Regions from separate parts of the Homo sapiens genome. Here region 1 is linked to region 2. A link is an interaction called in ENCODE POLR2A ChIA-PET data of the cell type or tissue named here. Cell type or tissue: OCI-LY7. All regions are shown on one strand. Each heading gives the region's core, and the rest is flanking DNA. Links, peaks and the distances in the headings are about the cores only. Region 1 has its middle 15 kb from the start of B3GNT2. Region 2 overlaps COMMD1 (copper metabolism domain containing 1).

What was found. Peaks named below come from ENCODE experiments on the same cell type or tissue, not always from the same donor. Only the 100,000 strongest peaks of a DNase experiment are listed, where the experiment ranks them.
Region 1: POLR2A ChIA-PET joins it to region 2 with 10 read pairs; 5 of 35 experiments call an interaction of 5 or more read pairs at or near these places.

What each region holds. Positions count from the first base shown.
Region 1 is chr2:62,175,520-62,187,559 of GRCh38, reverse strand. No RefSeq gene overlaps it. Among named protein-coding and RNA genes, the nearest start is that of B3GNT2, 15 kb to the left of the region's middle. In OCI-LY7, for the core only: no CTCF peak of the experiment used is centred there; DNase peaks (open chromatin) are centred at 5,539, 6,409, 6,819, 7,126 and 1 weaker place; H3K4me3 peaks cover 2,028 bases; H3K27ac peaks cover 5,877 bases.
Region 2 is chr2:62,126,152-62,134,151 of GRCh38, reverse strand. The region is part of intron 2 of COMMD1 (copper metabolism domain containing 1); the gene reads right to left. Among named protein-coding and RNA genes, the nearest start is that of B3GNT2, 66 kb to the left of the region's middle. RefSeq lists an enhancer at 4,452-4,501 and a silencer at 4,352-4,552. In OCI-LY7, for the core only: no CTCF peak of the experiment used is centred there; a DNase peak (open chromatin) is centred at 4,381; H3K4me3 peaks cover 2,465 bases; H3K27ac peaks cover 2,974 bases.

The DNA.
Region 1 (12,040 bases), core at 2,301-10,300, 51 kb before region 2:
AAGGGTTCTGACGCCATCATCATCAATATAATCATGTAGAATGGAAAAATCAATTGGCTGTCCCTGGAAGGAGCCACCTGCTTGATCTTTAGGATCCAGTGACTTACGAAACTCACTTGGCAAAATCGTCTTACAGCAAAACCATTGCCAGGAAGGGCAGGGCCTCCTCCTCAAACACGACAGTCGGCAGTCAGGGAAATCAGAGAGCAACAGATCCCATAAATAGTCTGAAAGGGAAGCAGGATCCATGCGACAGCACAGATGAATCTTCCAACATTACGCTGAGAGAAAGAAGTCATACGCAAGTACAAGTGAAGTTTAAGAACAGGCAAGAACTTATCTATGGTGGCAGAAATCAGAACTCGAGTTGCTTCTGGGATAAAGAGAGAATTAACTGGAAAAAAAAGCATGAGGGAATTTTCTGGGATAAGAGAAAGATTCTACCACTTAATTGGAATGTTGGTTACATGGGAGCATACCATTGTCACAACTCTTTACACGGTAAACTTCATATTTGTGCTTTTCTTTTCTGGAAAAAAATAATTTTTTTATTAGTTAACTGCTTGAAATATGTGCATTTTATTGTTTGTAAATTGTACATCCACTTTAAAAAAAAAAAAAAGGAAGCAGCAGTCTTTAGGCAGAGAAGAGTATGGGCAAGTGGGAAAAAAGAAAGGGCTTCTCCACCCATCAATCCCACTGCTGTGTTAGGCAATTTTCCCTGTGCCAAACTGTATGGCAGTTATGAACTGACATTTCAAAATCAACTACAGAGAGGCGGGAGGCATTTTCTAAGAATATCCTAGTCTGTGCTAACCATTTAGGTCCAAGCCACATTCCCTTACATTTTGAAAGCTTTTCATCACCATTTCCTTCTTTTCTCATCTAAGGTCATCCCAGGAAAGGGTTTTTCAGAGTCAGCAGCCCTCCATCCCCAGCACTGCATACACATTGCATAACATTGGCCGTATAAATTTTACACCCATAAGGCCATGGAAAAAGGAAGCAGTTTAGTTGATCAATCAGACATGTTTATGGCCATCAAAAATCAGGAAAAAAAGAGAGTTTGGATCACTAGAAAACTTCCAAGAAGAAAAGAATCCTGACAACCAAGGATTTCAAAACACAAAGGCCCCCAAAGGGTGGGAAAATGAAATGGGCAGTTGGAACTAGAACTAAAATTGCAAATTTGATGCAACTTCATCATTAAGTACTTGTGTGACAAATCCCTTCTGTGCTGTCAAAGGGGATGTATCACACATGACAAGAAAATCACAGGCAGAGTAGGCTCCAACCCAGCACGTCGTGGCTCTGCTTCAGTCTGACTTCTCTGCTGTTCTCTTGGCTCCATCTTCTTCTCACATCTATTGCTTTCTACAGCTATTTCAGGCATCTCAGTCAGAGCCAACATCCGACAGAAAAGGGACTCTTTCTTCCCTTGTCTCTTGTTATGACCCAGAAAACCTTTCCTACAGTTCTCTACCCAAGTTCCCTTCTCGTCTCATTGGCTAGAACACAGTCACATGACCCTTCCTAAGCCAATCACTGGCGAGAGTGTATAGCGCCATCCTGAATCGTTTAGACCAATTTGAGTTTTCAAAGGATGGCAGGATAGGGTGGAGGGGGAGGGCAGCATGAATTGCATGAAGAAGGCATGGTCCCCCAGACACAGGGCTCTACCTGCCCGATAAAGGGGGTGCTGTAGGTAAGGTTTCCAAGCTCGGAAACAGAGGTTGGCAAGCAGGAAGTTTATTGAAGGGTAGGTACAGCATCAACGCCTGAGGGGAAGTGAGGTGGGTAGGAATGGACAAAGAGAGAAGTTGAACTGCAGTGCAATCATGGTAAAGACCTCAGCTGATCTTTCAGGGAGCTCTGGTGGTGGGATGGCCCAGAGTTATTACAAATTGGGGTGAAAGGACGAACCCTTTTTACTCCTGCGTCCGCCAGTCATTAGATGTGGGCTGCCCGTGGTCAATGTGAGCTTCATCTTAGGCAAGGTGACTCTCTCTGCAGCAGAGGACAAGTGTCAGAGAGGAACTCAGCGGACAGTTGCCGCCGTCAGCACTCCCAGTAGATGGGGGCATGAGTGCTTCAGTCTTGGAGGGGGGATCTGGGTGACACATGTCATCTGCTATAGGGAAGATGAGTTTGCATTGTCAGTCCCTCAGGTCTCCTAGAATCCAACCTGGAGTCTACACTCATGTCCAGAGAAAACACGGCAGCCTTGACCAGGGCCATTTCTGGAACCCTCCACTTCCTTGGGGAGAGGGAAGAGGAGAGCATCCAAGAGTCAGCACAGCACTACCTTGGTCGTTACTAGTAGGACAGCTGAGAGATAGCTGTGTGGACTGAGTCTGGGTGGGACCCAGCGGGACCCAGCCCTCAGACTTAAGGGGCATGAGGCCCACAAGAATGAAAATCCACAGGATTAGTCTTGAACAAGCCGGGAGCCTGCTAAGCCCTGGCATCTGCTGAACTTCCCAAATCACACACATTCAACTGTTCGGTTCCACATTTCCATAGTGTGCTTCCTGCCAAGCTTCCCAACACAGTGTACACAATAGGAAAATTGAAATGAGCAGTTCTAGCAACTATGGATATGCAGGTCAAATAAATAAGTCTTTATCTAAGACTTAAGCAGACATGGTCAACAAGGGTCTAATTCAAAACTGAGCTTTGGAGAAAGAAAGATTTTACAAAACAAAAAGAGGGGGAGGGAATAGAGCTGTTTGCATGAATTTTTTTCTGTCTCACTAAAAATACTGAAATATCATTTTATCCAGCCTCTCCATGCTGCCCTGCCTCCTCCACCCCATCCCTGGCTGTATTCCTACTCTGGCTGTAGGGCCAACTCATAGGAAGTGTTATGCTAGGGTATGTAAATAGTTGTCATGGAAAGGAGCTGGGGAAATTACTTTGTGCATTGTTATATATCTAGTTAAATGCCTCAAAATTAAAGCCATACACATGGGTGTTTTTGTGTCTATTAAGGAAGCACAGGGAATATGTGTTATAGAAACCTCAAGCATTTCAGCTAAGTGAGTAAGAGCAAGGAACTTGAATCTTATACTTCGGGCTGCACCTACTGTAGTGTGGAGCCAGATGTGGTAGAAATTTTTTTTTTTAACAAGAAAAACTATTTACAAGTTTCTCGTCACTCCTCATTCTAGCAGTAGATACACCGACTCCCCTTGGAAAAAAACCACTGGAGGGTCCTTTGGTTATGTAGATATAAGGCCAGGGGCTGTTGGTTGTCTTGGGGAAATGGAAATGAACAGTTTTGATTTCTTTTTTTCCCTCCCTGCGCTGACAAAGGCCACCCCTCCTCCCACAGGCCCACAATCTTGTCTGCAATTCTGAAATCCATAAAGGGCTGGAAAATGAGTTTTTTCAGAAGGTGGCACTAAAACTAACATGGCAGCAAAATCTGACTGGACCTTATGGGAGGGCATAGTTTTTATTTATCCTATGTTTCACTACAAATATGTTAAGGTGTTTGATCATGGAGCTGCTCCGAACACATTCATATATCTGCAGTGAAACATGGGGTGTTAGATAGACTATGATATGTATATACCATTACTTCCCAAAATCTGGAAAATTCTAACTCCTGAATAAGGATTGTGGGCCTGCACTAGAATCTGATGGATGGAGTTAATCCCAGTTGAGGTCAGTATGCAGGACAGAATACTGGGTCATCTGGACTGGTGACCAAGGTTTAGCTGAAGGGCTCATGTTGGCAGGGAAGCAGTGCGTGCTGCCACTTCTGGGCACAGTGAGGGGTGATGAGGATGTGAGGGAGCCCCTTCACATCCAGCTCCTTCACATCCATGTTGGAAAAGCAACAAAATCATGAACCCAGGTCACATCTTTCGGTGGACAGAAGCACCCATTATTGTTGGCTTTGTACCCAGGCATTGAACTGCTGGGTTACAAGGGATGCATATGTTTACTTTTACTAATTCCAGGCAAACATGTTTCCAACAGTGTTGTGCCAGTTTACACTTCCGTCAGTATGAAGATTCCAGCTGCTCCAACACCTCACCAAAACTTGGTATCATCAGGTTTTTTAAAAGGTTAGCTGTTTCAGTGGAGATGTACTGGTACCCCGTTGCAGTTTTAACTTGCATTTAACTTGATCATGACAGTAAATGCCCTTTCCTATGCATACTGGTTGTTTGGATGCCCTCTTTTGTAAAGTGCCTGTTTAAGTCTTTTGTCCATTTTAAATTGGGTTGTCTTTTTCTTATTCATTTGTAGGCATTCTTTATATATTCTGGCTGAGATAATGTTTGGAAGTTTGGAGGTTTGAACTAGCATACATATGTATATATGTGCGCACATATATACACACATATATATGTGCGCACATATATACATATGTATACTAGTCCATACATGTATATATGTATATTAATCCAAACCGCCAAGCTTGGTCCAAGCTGGTCTCAAACTCCTGGCCTGATCCTCTCACCTTGGCCTCCCAAAGTGCTGGGATTATAGGTATGAGCCACCATGCCTGGCTTATCTCAAGATATTTATAAGGCAATTTGATTGGATTTGGGGGCAGGGACAGGAAGATTGTGGAAATGAGGAGTCCTAGGTTGCTGGATTGAACAGCTGGATAGACAATAGCAGTGCCATCTACTGAGTTTGAGAACACTGGGAAGGGAAAAGGAGCAGGGTGGTGGGAAAGGTGATACACTCGGTGGTGACCATGGGGAGTATGAGGTGTCTATGTGATGTCGAAGTGGAGCTGCCCATGAGGCAACTGGATATACAGGTCTGGAACCCAAAGAAAGACCAGTGTCTTCATCCATATTCTGTTGCTATAACAAAATACCTGAAGCTGAATAATTTATTAAGGAAAGAAGTTGATTTAGCTCACAATTCTGGAGGCCAGGAGATGAAAGACTGGGTGGCCCATCTGGCCAGCTGCCGGTAAGGGCCTCATGCTGTGTTATAACATTGCAGAGAAGCAAAAGGGGAGGCGGGCACATGCGAGAAGAGCAAACATGAGAGGCAGCCTCACTTTATAACAACCTGCTCTCACACGCTCAAGAAACTGCATTAATCCCTTCGTGAGGGCAGATCCCTCATGACCCAAATGCCTCTTAAAGGTCTCACCATGTCTCAATATCATTACACTGGGGACTAAGCCTCAACCTGAGTTTTGGTGGAGATAAACCATAGCAACCAGGAATACACACACACACACACACACACACAAGGGAATTATCTGCATATAGATGGTAACTGAAGTCATGAGTATGGTTGAACTCATCCAGGGAATGAAAAGAGACTGAGAGAAGCAGAGGGCCTAGGATAGAGCCTCTGAAGATCCAATTAATGGATGGACCCAGAGGGAGAATCCAGCAAAAGGAAGCCAGGAAGAAGTGAGAGAAGGAAAAAAACCAGAGTGTGGAGACACAGCATCCCACCGAAGAGCTGGTTTCAGAGCACAGTAGCGTTGGGTGGGTGTGGGGGGATGGGTAGCACTGTTGGCACCCAGATGTTAGTGGTAGAACATAAGGCAGCTAAGGGATTTGAAGCCCCAGAGGTCTTGTCTCCTTGAAGGCTGAGAACATGTCTTAAACCTATTTTATCTTCAACAGCACCAAGCTGTGCACTGTTCATTGTAAATGCCCAATAAAGACTTGTTTGCTCATTCGTTATGTTAATTAAAGCCACAGATCAGAGAGGCAAACCTGCTTGTGTGAGGCCTAGTTTGGGATAAAAGGCTAGGAAGACAACAGAGAGGGCACGGAGAAAAGCAAAAAATGACTGAGAAGTAAGACAAGTTTGCCTGCTGCATGAACAGTTGGAAAAAATATTTCACTCCTTACCAAAAAGAACAGCGGCAAAGCTGGGTAACAAGAAACAGTGAAAACTGATAGGTCTTTGAGGTGAAAAGAGGAAAAACATGGTGGGGGAGAAAGTAGATTAGTCAAATAAACATTTTATTATTTTTCTCCTTCTTCTTCTTCTTCTTCTTCTTCTTCTTTCTTTCTTAGCCTCCCAAAGTGCCAGGATTACAGGCATGAGCCACCAAGCCCAGCCTAGCTCTCACATTTTATTCTTAAACTCTATGACAGAGCAACTTAAAGAACCTTAGAGATAATAAAATCAATTGTATTATTTCACAAATGATAAAGTAAACACTTATAGAGGCTGGGGACTTGTGTAAGGAACAGCTAGTCATTGGTAAAGGTTGAACTCAAATTGACAGCTCGGCCCCCAGGCTGGTGCTATTTCCATTATAAAAATACAATCTCACTACTGGGCCCCTCTCCTCATTTCCTGCCCATTTCCTTCACTTTTATATGAGTGAAATTCAGTTAAAATGAACATCTGGGCAGCTGTGATAATCTGCACGAAGTTACAAACCCTGCGGTTGAGGCACTTTGCATGGCAGCAGGTGAACAATGGAGTTGAGGGTCAGAGATCAACGTTGCTCATCTGCCTCCTCTGGAAACCCCTGAGAGGGAAGGGCCAAGCATGGCTTCAGAAAGCCACCCTACATTTTTTTTTTTTTTTTTTTTTAGAGACAGACTCTTGTTTTGTCACCCAGGCTGGAGTACAGTGGCATGATCGTGGCTCACTGCAGTCTCAAACTCCTGCGCTCAAATCATCCTCCCGCCTCAGCCTCCTAAGTAGCTAGGACTACAGGCACATGCCAAGATGCCCACTTAATTCTTTAATTTTTTTGTAAAGACAGAGTCTTGCTAAGTTGCCTAGGCTGGTCTCAAACTCCTGGGCTCAAGCAATTTTCCTGCCTTAGCCTCCAAAAGCACTGAAAATTTTGATTTTTCAGGCACAAGCACCATCCCTGGCCTGAAAGTCATTTTTTAATCGTCGTAGGGAGCCCAGGAGTTGAGTCTGCAGTGAGCCATGATCATGCCACTGCACTCCACCCTGGGCAACAGAGTGAGACCATGTCTCTAAAAAACAAAACAAAAGAAAACCAAAAATGTAGCGGGGGTGGGACAATGTGTTCTCTTTTCCAAATGTATTTATCATTTTTATAATCAGGAAACTTTCTTAATTTTTTCTTTAATGAGAGAGTAGGTGGTTGAGGAGGAAGAGTTAAGGAGAAACAGGCTATCTGCCAGTGTGACCAGCAACCACTTAGAAGCAGAATGTGCCAGATGAAAACTAGGTAGGGCTCGCAGGGAAATCAGTTATTCGTCCCTTCCCCTCTTGTTTTCTTTTGGTTTGTAGATTATTGGTTTGGCTTAAAGGTGATTTTCCGTGCAAAGCAGCAATTGCATAGGGAAGACATTGCATTTTCCTTAATCTGGTGAGATAGGAGACCAAAGTGGGGAAGGAGATGAAAAATGGACACTGAAGGATGGGGTGAAGCCAGGGGACTTTGAAAGAACCATTTGTAGCTGGGCACGGTGGCTCACGCCTGTAATCCCAGCACTTTGGGAGGCCAAGGCAGGTGGATCACAAGGTCAGGAGTTCAAGACCAGCCCGGCCAATATGGCGAAACCCTGTCTCTACTAAAAATACAAAAATTAACCAGGCATGGTGGCAGATGCCTGTAGTCCCAGCTACTTGGGAGGCTGAGGCAGGAGAATCGCTTGAACCTGGGAGGCGGGGGTTGCAGTGAGCCAAGATCGTGCCACTGTACTCCAGCCTGGGTGACAGAGTGAGACTCCATCTCAAAAAAAAAAAAAAAAAAAAAAAAAAGAACCATTTCAGTGCAGTGTTGTCTGAGTACCTGTTACGAGCAAGACAGAGAAGAATGGAACGTGGTCCTTGTCCTTAAAATGTGTGACTGATTCACTGCTCTAGCTTCTAACACCCACCATGGTGCCTGCTGGACAAAAGGGGCTCAGTCTTTCCTGAATGGGAGAATGGGATGCCCATTCTTGAAAAGATTCAGCACATCCTTTCAATTGAGAAAAGTTCTCACATGCTTTTCCTTGACATTCTTAGATACATTAGTCCCAACAGGTGCCGTCTGTTCCAAGATGTCAGGCCTCACAGTACCAAAGAGCCACCATTTCCCCTCTCCTGGTACCCAGCACTGCACAGTTGGCCATTCCATTAGCTGGCTGTCTCTCAAATTCCCAGGCGCTGGGAGAAGACCCAGACCCTAGCAGAGGGTCAACAAGGTGCTCCGAAACTGCCAAGTCTTCAAGTCTAAAGTCGAACATGCCATTCTGGCCATAAGGAGACACCAGAGACAGTTTTTCCTCAGTTTAGTGGCAACATCCAGGTCTGGCTGATGCATTGTGGTGTCGGAGGCCAAAAGCTGTTCTCATTTTGCTTCCACAAGTCGCTTTTGGGTTCCAGAAAGAGAAAGTCATAACCTCTACAACTTGGAATACAACATTCCAAAACAGCTGAAGAGTGCTTGGCAACTTTCTCCGACAAAGTTAATTAAAACCTTCCCCTCCCCCAGGGGTCAGCGCCTACCGTTCATGGAGAACCTTCAAGATGCTCTCCAGCTAAGTCTCTGGACTTAAGAATTTGATTTGGAAAACTGCCATGGAACTCCTCAGAAATTCTAAGCCAGAAAAGTCCAAAGGCCTTCCTACTAGCAGCTTTTACTATGGTTCATAGCTCATTTTCAGCCAAAGGAATTCAATTCCCCACATCCAGCCAGGAGGAAAACATCTCTGTGGTACACAGTACTGGAGTACCATGTGCACCACCAGAAAGGCCAGCTTGGCTCTGGGAAGAATCGATGACATCATTCTCTCCATGCAATGTCAATGAGCTTGTGTCACTGAAACAGAATAAGCAGGTCACCATAGTACAAAGGCAGCACCTCCCTTACTCTCCTGCTGCTGTTTCTTAGGGCAAGAAATTCAGCTTTGCCTCACCTTGGCTTGGCCACACAGAGCTGGGAGGCATTTCAGGAGAAAGGAGCCATTGTCCCCAGCAGGATGTGCACCTTGCCAGCCTGTCTCCTTGTCATCCCAAACACAGGTTGGCTTCTCTGCCTATGGATCAACAATGTCCTTCTCAACAAATGTCAAGTGTCTTGGTGCTTTAAAAGATTCCTATGACAGATGTGATTGAGGTATCCAATTTTTAGCTTTGGGGTTATTTTGCCCAGTCTAATTTAATGTCAACTGAGTGGCTGAATTCCATGAAATGATGCCATATGCTACTGGAAAACCAGTGTAAGTCCTAGGTCCCTGGCCTCCAGGAGCTTATCATCTCCTAGTAGGGGGCTCTGAGCATGTCAGCTTTGGGCTCTGCCATGCCCAGTATCTCCTACAGAGGGGGGAAACTACCCCATCTATAGCCCCCTGCTCAGAGATAGCACCAAACTATTCTACGCCCAGGAATGGCCACTGATTGGGCCAGGACCAAGGGGGCCAGCTCAAGGACCACCCCACATAGACTAGGTAGTGAGCTCAAATGAGGCTGGCATGGATAGATGAGCTGGGCCACATTTATGGAAATTGCAGCCGGAAGCTGGGTGTATGTGGAGGAGGCAGAGGGTCAGATGCATGGGTAGCAGCTGGGTCACATGAAGGGCCAAGTGCTGGAGAGAAACTCCTGTGACCTGGCTTTACCACCATTCCTGCCTTTCCTGAGACCCAGTGTTTTTCTTTTTCTGGGTTCTTCTGTATATGCACCCTTTCAATATTCACACCTTAACGTACGCCAACAAGTACATGTCACCATTATCACCACTAATAAGTGTAACCAGAGACCATAGTCCTTCCTGACAGGCAGAAAGAAGATAAGAGAAGTCATGCGATAACTACAGTACAAGCTGGAGAGCTGTGATCTTACACCTTCAGTCTGGATATGGTTTGAAGCTTGCTGGGGCCTGACGCAGCCACAAGAATTGTGAGCCATGAGGGCTGCATTTTTACCACTGTATCTCCTAGTTCAGTGCCTGTCTGGTGATCAGTAAGTGCTGGGTGATCAATAGCTTGGTGATCAATAAGTCCTGGCTGATCAATAGCTTGGTGATCAATAAGTGCTGGCTGATCAAATAGCTTGGTGATCAGTAAGTGCTGGCTGATCAATAGGTTGGTGATCCATAAGTATTGGCTGATCAATAGCTTGGTGATCAATAGTACTGGTTGATCAAATAGCTTGGTGATCAATAAGTGCTGGCTGAGTGATTGAATAGACTGGGAACCAAAAAGATTATTTAAGGTTCAGTGTTGGCCATCTTCTGTGTGTCACCATCTCCCTGCTGTTCCCTGCCCTGGGAGGCTGCTCTGGGGGTACTACCTTAAAGGGCTTCCCTGTCCTCTGACTTCTGGTGGGGTTCAGCCAAATGAGGAGTCCTAGCCAGACATCAGAGGGAAGAAGGCAAGTGACACTGGGATATTCGTTCCCCCTGAGCCTGACATTGTTGTGAGGCAGCCCTCTCCATACAACCCCTCTGCCTCCCAATTCTCTCATTTTTTCAGGCCTAGACATGGTAATGACTCCCAACCCATGTTACCAGCCCATCATAACACCCTTTCCCCACCCAATTTGACTGTACCATCTGTTTCTTGCTGAGACTTTGAATGATAAGAGGTCCCCCAAATCAAGCATGCTCCTTTTGCTCTCTGGTTTTCTCTATGTACTGGTATGCTCTGCTCAACCCTATCAGCAAATACAGCTTCACAGGGGAAAGCTGGCTGGGAGGATATTTGCCAGTCTGATGGCCCAGTATGAGGTGAGGGTGGTGAGGTGGCAGGAGGGAGGGAAGGGAGTCATCCCTCAATGCCAATAATTTCATTGCATAAATGTTAAGAGGAAGTCACTGAACTTGGTGGCCACTTTCCCCAGAACAAAGTCTGGATCCAACCTTCCATTAGGCAAGAAAGTTTTCCTTTTCAGAAAAAAATAGTTTCTTTGGCTAAAAAATGCTTTGTTTTGAATTATGTTTTATTGCACAACCACAAAATAATAATCAAAAATTTTCTCTTGGTGAGAAAGGCCATCGCTCTGCTCTGACCACACAGTTAATTTACCCAAATCAACGCAGCAAAAGCGGGTGGGAGTAGAATCTTCTTTTCTATCTCACTTTTGCATTTTTAGAAATATTAATAAGCTCTCAAGAAGCAAGGGTTACTTGGTATCTCAACCTGTGCCTTTTCAGCCTTTAAGTATGAGGTTAGGGAGAGTGGAGTGGAAGCAGTAGGGTTATTTTTATTTTTACAACAATTTGCCCTCTCTAAATGTACTAATGGGGAAAAGTACATTTTAGATCTTCTAGAAAGGACATTTAAAGGGTCTCAAATGATCCTAAGCTTTTTCCTTTCCCTAAAAAATATCTTTTCTCAGCCCTTTGGTACATATTATCTTGTCTGCTTGGGATCTGCTTTCAAAGCAGGTTTCCCACCAGGCAGATTCAACAGCAGTCTAAGATAGCAATGTCTGATTTCCTACCTAAGACGCAAATGGAAAAACACAGGATCTGAATATATTTGTTCTTTTTTTTTTCCTTTTCCCTTATCCCTTTTAAATAAAGGATATACTGGTTTCTTTAGTCCTCGGTCTTTTGGCAACAGCCATTTAAAAGAAAGAATCATATGGTAATTATTAATTTTGCATAGGATCAACTCTGGCCTCAGCTTTCATTTGAGATGCAGTTACATGAAAAACAGACTGCGTTAATTTCATCCCCTCTGGGGTTGCTTGGCAACAAGGCCTTGTTCCAGACCATCTCGTCTCTTTGGCCCAGAGTGATCTCTTTGGGGTGTCGCTCAGGCTAAGCAATCATCACCCTGTTGGTGTTGTTTCTGAATGTGTCCCTGTAGTCCTGATGGCACAAGGGATTGATGGCTTTGCTCCAGTCATACTGCCTGAGGTCTGTGTAAGCCCTGAGCCTACAAAGTGCAGAAAATGAAATATGCTTGGAGAATTTGAGATCTGAACAATCCAGGTTAGACAGAAAAGAGGGAGCCATAAGCAATGTCTGAGATGTTGCTAGGGGGTAGATGGAGTAAATACTAAAGTTCTTTTTTTTTTTTTTTTTTTTGAGACAGAGTTTTGCTCTTGTCGCTCTTGTCACCCAGGCTGGAGTGCAATGGCACGATCTTGGCTCACTGCAACCTCCGCTTGC
Region 2 (8,000 bases), core at 1-8,000:
TTTCCCTTATCTGGCCAAGAGCAGAAACTTCTAAAAAATGAGAACTGCCAGGCCAGGCATGGTGGCTCATGCCTGTAACCCCAGCATTTTGGGAGGCTGACGCAGGAGGATCACTTGAAGCCAGGAGTTCAATACCAGCCTGGGCAATAATAATGAAACTCTATCTCTAAAAATAAAAAATAAAAAATTTAAAAAAGCCAGACATGGTGGTGCGCACCTGTAGTCCTAGCTACTTGGAAGGCTGAGGTGGGAGGATTGCTTGAACCCAAGAGGTGGAGTGAGCCTAGCAACCTTGGTGAGACCTTGTCTCAAAAAAAAAGAGAGGGTGAGAACTGCCATAAATCCCTCTCTGGGGAAGTTTTATGGGCATGAAAAAGATGGAAAGCTGACACCATGATGAGTCTGCCCAAACCTTAGTAAAATAACTCTTATCTACTATTAGATTCACCATATACTTAATTCCCATAATTTACCACCTTTAGAAGACCAAACCCTTCTTCCTATGTCTAGTCACTTCTCTCCACAATTTATCATCCTTTGTTAAAATGGTATGCAAGCTTTCAAGTCTAACTGCCTCTTTGGATTTTCTTTTTTTTTTTTTTCTGTTAAGCTTGTGTGCATATAAAATTAAAAATACTTACCATCAGCAAAATTTATAATTTTTTTTCTCCTGTGAATCTTTTGTCAGTTTAATTTGCAGGCCTTATACATGAACCTAAGAAGGCAGAGAAAAACTTTTTCGTCCCCTACGATACTATGGCATTTCCTACCCCCATCTCCAAAGTGGTAGTTAAAGGCAGGCCAACAAGCTTCTTCAGAAGGAGGGTGTCACTTTGCCATCAGCCAAAAGAACATTCAGGAGTTGGTTTTGCTGTTGCTAAGCTGCTAAGCTGAGTCTACACTGATGACAGTGAACATCTCCCAAGGAGAAATAAGTACAAAGGGAAAGAAGGGGCCTCTTGGATGAAAGGCTTCCACAGACAGGGAAGGCAGCTTTCCTTGCCTACAGGAGTCCTGTCCTCAAACATGTATTTGGATAGGAGAGAAGTGCAGTCTCATATGTGAGCTTAGAAACTTTGCCAAGTTTTCATTTAGTCCAAAGCAAAAACCAAGTTTAAACAAAGAAAGAATACTAATTAAGTGTTCAAGCTCTAGGAGGGGTTATCTCCTTTTGGAAAGAAAAGCAGATTTATGACAAATTAGGCAGTTCAGTTGGCAAAATTCAGAAGAGGTCTCAGATGTGAAAGCCTGTTCTTCATTCAGTTTTATTGAGGGCTTTAGTTTGACTTTAAAACAATTTTTTTTTTTTTTGAGACAAGAGTCTCGCTCTGTCGCCCAGGTTGGAGTACAGTGGCCCAATCTGCAACCTTTGCCTCCCAGGTTCAGGCAATCCTCCTGCCTCAGCCTCCTGAGTGGCTGGGATTACAGGTGTGCACTACCACGCCTGGCTAATTTTTGTATTTTTTTTCAATAGAGACAGGGTGTCGTCATGTTGGCCAGGCTGGTCTCGAACTCCTGACCTCAAGTGATCTGCCTGCCTTGGCCTTCAAAGAGCTGGGATTACAGGCGTGAGCCACTGTGTCTGACCTAAAACAATTTTTAAAACATCTGGCCTTGGACACAATGGTCTAGAAATTAGTGATTACCAGTAACTAACATATATATTAAGGACATTGATAAAAAAGATGATGTAGCCTATATTTCACCTCAGTGAAAGTAAGTTACAGTAATAAATAACCTGGTTTTCTATGTAGGCAAAGAAATTACCAGGAACAATATTCATAGAGATAGGAGCAACTGAGTAAGGCATGTTTAAAAATAGCCAGGATCTTTTCTAAGGGATCATTAGTTTGTTGTAGGTTTCAGGACTCATTTGTGATTGGATCTCTATGTATGAATGAAGCTCAGTTTATTTTTGAGGGATGCCAAATACTAGAGAAAGAGTAGGCTAAATAAAGAAGTCCAGGCCGGGTGTGGTGGCTCATGCCTGTAATCCCAGCACTTTGGGAAGCCAAGGCGGGCAGATCAGGAGGTCAGGAGTTCGAGACTAGCCTGACCAACATGGTGAAACCCCATCTTTATTAAAAATACAAAAATTAGCCAGGCTTGGTGGTGGGCACCTGTAATCCCAGCTACTCAGGAGGCTGAGGCAGGAGAATTGCTTGAACCCAGGAGGCAGAGGTTGCAGTGAGCCAAGATCACGCTATTGCACTCCAGCCTGGGCAACAGAGCGAGACTGTCTAAAAAAAAAAAAATGTGTGTGTGTGTGTGTTTGTGTGTGTGTGTGTGTATTTAGAAATGCAGATGTGGGCTAGGGGTGGTGGCTCATGCCTGTAATCCCAGCACTTTGGGAGGCTGAGGCAGGTGAATTGCTTGAGCCCAGGAGTTTCAGACCAGCCTGGGCAACATGGCGAAACCCCATCTCTAAAAAAAGTATAAAAATAAGCTGGGCATGGTGGCATGTGCCTGTAGTCCCAGCTACTTAGGAGGCTGAGGCGGAAGGATTGCTTGAGCCTGGGAGGTCAAGGTTGCAGTGAGCCAAGATCATGCCACTGGACTCTAGCCTTGGCAATAGAGTAAGACCCTGTCTCAAGAAAAGAAGGGAAAGGGAAAGGGAAAGGAAAAGGAAAAAGAAAAGAAAAGAAAGGAAGGCAGGCAGGCAGATGTGATGCTTATCAAGCCAGAGGCAGAAGGTACAAGAGCAATCTGAAACACTTGTTACTGTTTTCATGGTCATCTTGGGCTTAACTGGTGATAAAAATAAGAGATGACAAGACTAAAATTCCTGTATTTAAGTATCTGAGTCAAGAATCAAACTAGCTTCTTTTCAGTAAAGGATGCAGTATGGAGTAGAGTCAGAATGTGGCTAGCAGATAAGCAAGCACATCATTGTCAAGAACATGTACTTTGTGATCCTGGGGAGTACAGCAGTGTATTAAACTCAACGGTTTAAATAGCCATTCCAAATTACAATGGAAAGCAAAGGCAAAATATTCAAATTTTTGTCTCTCCAAGTGCAAATGTTAAAAAGCCACAAAATCCTATGACAAAATCCGTGAGAGGATTCCCTCTCCAAACCAACAAAAAAACCGAGCCAGCTCTAACACCTCCTGACAAGGCCATCTCACATATTCCTAATGAACTCCTTCCCTGGTAACCACTCAACACTCCTCAGGAAACTTACTGGTCAAGCCTAAATCTTTAATGCTTTAGCTTTAACTCACTTCCTAGCAAGGTTAGAGAGCATAATTGATTATTAGTTTACAGAATAACTGAAGGCTGTTAGTAAGCAAATGTTTGGTTTTATCCATCTACACACTAAATAACCTCTTTGAGTATTATTGTCCATTTTAAAAACCTCCTTAACTAGGTTCTGAGCAATTCTTCTGCAAAACAATACTACAGTGACAAAATGCTTAAACTAGAAAATAAAAGACTTATCACATATTAAATACTTGAATAGAACCATTTAGAACAAATTCAACATAAAATAAAACAACAGTCCTATATTTTCTACAGTAATACTACTTCCCATGCAAAATTTTCACAACGCTTTATCCTCTAATTTATGGATCATATTTAGGATTATAATACAACATTGGCAATGTTGGCTCTAATGTCTTGTGTTTTCTTTTAAAAATGATAAATTTGGGGGATGGAGGGTGAGAGTGGGAAAGGATGCCTTAGAATTTCACTAACCAATACTGATTCAAAAAGGCCACATAGGTGTGCACCTGTAATCGCAGCTACTTGGGAGGCTGACGCAGGAGAATCACTTGAACCTGGGAGAGGGAGGTTGCAGTGAGCCAAGACTGCGCCACTGCACTCCAGCCTGGGCGACAGATTGAGACTCCATCTCAAAAAAGAAAAAAAAAAAAAAAGTCACATAAAGCTGGCTATGTTTCATAAAGCTTATTACCCCAGATTTTTCTTTTAATTTCATTTGTTGACACAAAGGGACTCTTGTTTGTTTTTTTGTTTGTTTTTTTTTTTTTTTGAGACAGAGTCTCGCTCACTGGCGCGATCTCGGCTCATTGCAAGCTCCGCCTCCCGGGTTCACGCCGTTCTCCTGCCTCAGCCTCCTGAATAGCTGGGACTACAGGCACCCACCACCACGCCCGGCTAATTTTTTATATTTTTAGTAGAGAAGGGGTTTCACCGTGTTAGCCAGGATGATCTCGATCTCCTGACCTCGTGATCCACCCGCCTCGGCCTCCCAAAGTGCTGGGATTACAGGCGTAAGCCACGGCGCCCGGCTCAAAGGGACTCTTTATTGAGCACAAACTTTGGCCATAAAGCCTATCCTCTGTTTGGGCTGTCCTTTCATATGCTTAAAATAACCCTTTGACCCACAACTCTGCAACTGTCTTCTGTGTTTAACCACAGCGGAAGGAGGGGAGAGAAAGAGAGAAAGAGGAAGAGGGAGAGCAAGCACTCAAGAATGAACACATATGGCAGACATTAAAATTGGCAATGGCTCCTTGAAGGGCAATTAAATAATAAATAAGAAACCCAGTAGCACTGAACATTGCCTGCCAGAGAAGTTCAAAACATCTTCATAAGTAAACCTGTGTTCACCACTCATTCCCACACTTTCTGTGGCTTTCTTACAATTATCATTGATACTGCTCCTTTACTTCAAGAGACCTGGAATCCCAGAAATAGCTTCTCTGTAGCAAAAGATCACCCAACTTCCTTCCTAAGGAACCACTGGCCCCAATTAAAATTTTATATTTTCCTGAAAACTGTGCTGATTATTTTCCATTTGTCCTTTCCTATTCATTATCTTCCCTTCTCTGTCTTATTCCATGTCCTGTGGGGCTGTTCTCAAAAAATTGTGTCACTCCTTACAGTTGGGTTCAGGCAAGAGGAGAGAGAGGTTATTATATTAATTCTTCTGATATTTCCAATATTTTCTATGTAGGGTATCGTTTCTTCATTTCCTATTTTATTTACTGGTCTCAATCACTATTTCTTCTGGTTCACAAAGCCAACAGTACACACATAAAGCTAAGTCTCTTCAGACTGCCGAAGCATAGAATCACCAAATACAAACTCCAAGGTTGAGCAGAGCAAGGCCTGTCATCATGCCTAGGTTGGTAAGAAGGTTGCCCTCCAAGTATTAAATAATAGGATAAGCTAGAACCAATATTTGATATTTTCTATTACCATTTGATACTGATTTTTTTTTTTTTTTTTTTAGATGGAGTTTCGCTCTGTTGCCCAGGCTGGAGTGCAGTGGCGTGATCTCGGCTCACTGCATCCTCTGCCTCCCAGGTTCAAGCAATTCACCTGCCTCAGCCTCCCAAGTAGCTGGGACTACAGGCGTGTGCCACCATGCCCAGCTAATTTTTTGTATTTTTAGTAAAGATGGGGTTTCACTATGTTAGCCAGGATGGTCTCAATCTCCTGACTTCGTGATCCACCTGCCTCGGCCTCCCAAAGTGCTGGGATTACGGGCGTGAGCCACCGTGCCTGGTCTTGAAATATCTTATATGGTAGCACTTTGATATCTTAAGAATGCAAGGAAGGGAAGGAGGGAGGGAGGGAGGTAGGCAGAAGAGTAGGAGAAGGAGGAGGAAGAACAACAACATCAACAACTAAGATGAGATTTCATTAAGAATTTGCTCTTTAATTAGATCCCGTTTGTCAATTTTTGCTTTCGTTTCAATTGCTTTTGGTGATTTCGTCATGAAATCTTTGCCCATGACCATGCCCTGAATGGTACTGCCTAGATTTTCTTCTAGGGTTTTTACAGTTTTGGGTTTTACATTTAAGTCTTTAATTCATCTTGAGTTTTTTTGTTTTTTTTTTTTCTTTTTTTTAGACAGAGTCTCACACTGTCGCCCAGGCTGGAGTGAAGAAGTGCCATCTCAGCTCACAGCAACCTCTGCCTGCTGTGTTCAAGCAATTCTCATGCCTTAGCCTCCCAAGTAGCTGGGACTACAGGCGCATGCCAACATGCCTGGCTAATTTTTGCATTTCTAGTAGAGATAGGGTTTCACCATTTTGGCCAGGCTAGTCTTGAATTTCTGATCTCAAATGATCCACCTGCCTCAGCCTCCCAAAGTGCTGGGATTACAGGCATGAGCCACCATGCCCAACCTCATCCTTTTTTTTTTTTTTTTTTGAGATAGAGTCTCGCTCTGTCTCCCAGGCTGAAGTGCAGTGGCACAATCTTGGCTCACTGCAACCTCTGTCTCCTGGGTTCAAGCAATTCTCCTGCCTCAGCCTCCTGAGTAGCTGGGACTACAGGCATGTGCCACCATGCCTAATTTTTTTGTATTTTTAGTAGTGATGGGGTTTCACCATGTTGGTCAGGCTGGTCTCAAACTCTTGACCTCAAATGATCTGTCTGCCTCAGCCTCCCAAAGTGTTGGGATTACAGACATGAGCCACTACGCCCGGCCCCCTGGCCTCATCTTGAGTTAATTTTTATATAAGGCGTGAGGAATGGGTTCAGTTTCAATTTTCTGCATATGGCTAGCCAGTTCTCCCAGCACCATTTATTAAATAGGGAATCCTTTCCCCATTGCTTTTTTTGTCAGGTTTGTTGAGGATCAGATGGTTGTAGATGTGCAGTCTTATTTCTGGGTTCTCTATTCTGTTCCATTCATCTATGAGTCTGTTCTTGTGTCAGTACCATGCTGTTTTGGTTATTGTGGCCTTGTAGTATAGTTTGAAGTCTGGTAGCATGATATCTTCGGCTTTGTTCTTTTTGCTTAGGATTGTCTTGGTTATGCAAACTCTTTTTTGGTTCCATATGAATTTTAAAATACTTTCTTCTAATTCCATGAAGAATGTCAATAGTAGTTTAACAGCAATAGCACTGAATCTATAAATTACTTTGGGCAGTATGGCCATTTTCGCAATATTGATTCTTCCTATCCATGAGCATGGAATGTTTTTCCATTTGTTTGTGTCCTCTCTGATTTCCTTGAGCAGTGGTCTGTAGTTCTCTTTGAAGAGGTCCTTCATTTCCCTTGTTAGCTGTACTCTTAGGTATTTTATTCTCTTTGTAGCAATTGTGAATGGGAGTTCATTCATGACTTGGCTTTCTGCTTGCCTGTTGTTGGTGTACAGGAATGCTTGTGACTTTTGCACACTGATTTTGTATCCTGAGACTTTGCTGAAGTTGCTTCAGCTTAAGAAGCTTTTGGGCTGAGATGATAGGGTTTTCTAGATATAGGATCATGTCATCTGCAAACAAAGACAATTTGACTTCCTCTCTTCCTATTTGAATACCTTTATTTCTTTCTCTTGCCTGCTTGCCCTGGCCAGAACTTTCAATACTATGTTGAATAGGAATGGTGGGAGAGGTCATCCCTGTCTTATGCCGGTTTTCAAGGGGAATGCTTCCAGCTTTTGCCCATTCAGTATGATATTGGCTGTGGGTTTGTCATGAATGGCTCTCATAAAAGAAACTATCATCACAGCAAACAGGCAACCTACAGAGTTGGAGAAAATTTTTGCCATCTATCCATCTGACAAAGGTCTAATATCTAGAATCTACAAGGAACTTAAATTTACAATAAAAAACCCATTAAAAAGTGGGCAAAGGACATGAACAGACACTTCTCAAAAGAAGACATTCATGCAGCCAACAAATGTGAAAAAGCCCAATGTCACTGATCATTAGAGAAATGCAAATCAAAACCACAATGAGATAACATCTCATGCCAGTCAGAATGGCAATTATTAAGAAGTCAAGAAACAACAGATGCTAGTAAGGTTGTGGAGAAATAGGAATGCTTTTACACTGTTGGTGGGAATGTAAAATTAGTCCAACCATTGTGGAAGACGGTGTGGCGATTCATCAAAGATCTAGAACCAGAAATACCATTTGACCCAGCAATCCCCTTACTGGGTATATACCCAAAGGAATATAAATCATTCTATTAAAAAGATACATGCACATATATGTTCACTGCAGCACTATTCACAACAGCAAAGACATGGAATCAACCCAAATGCCCATCAATGATAGGCTGGATAAAGAA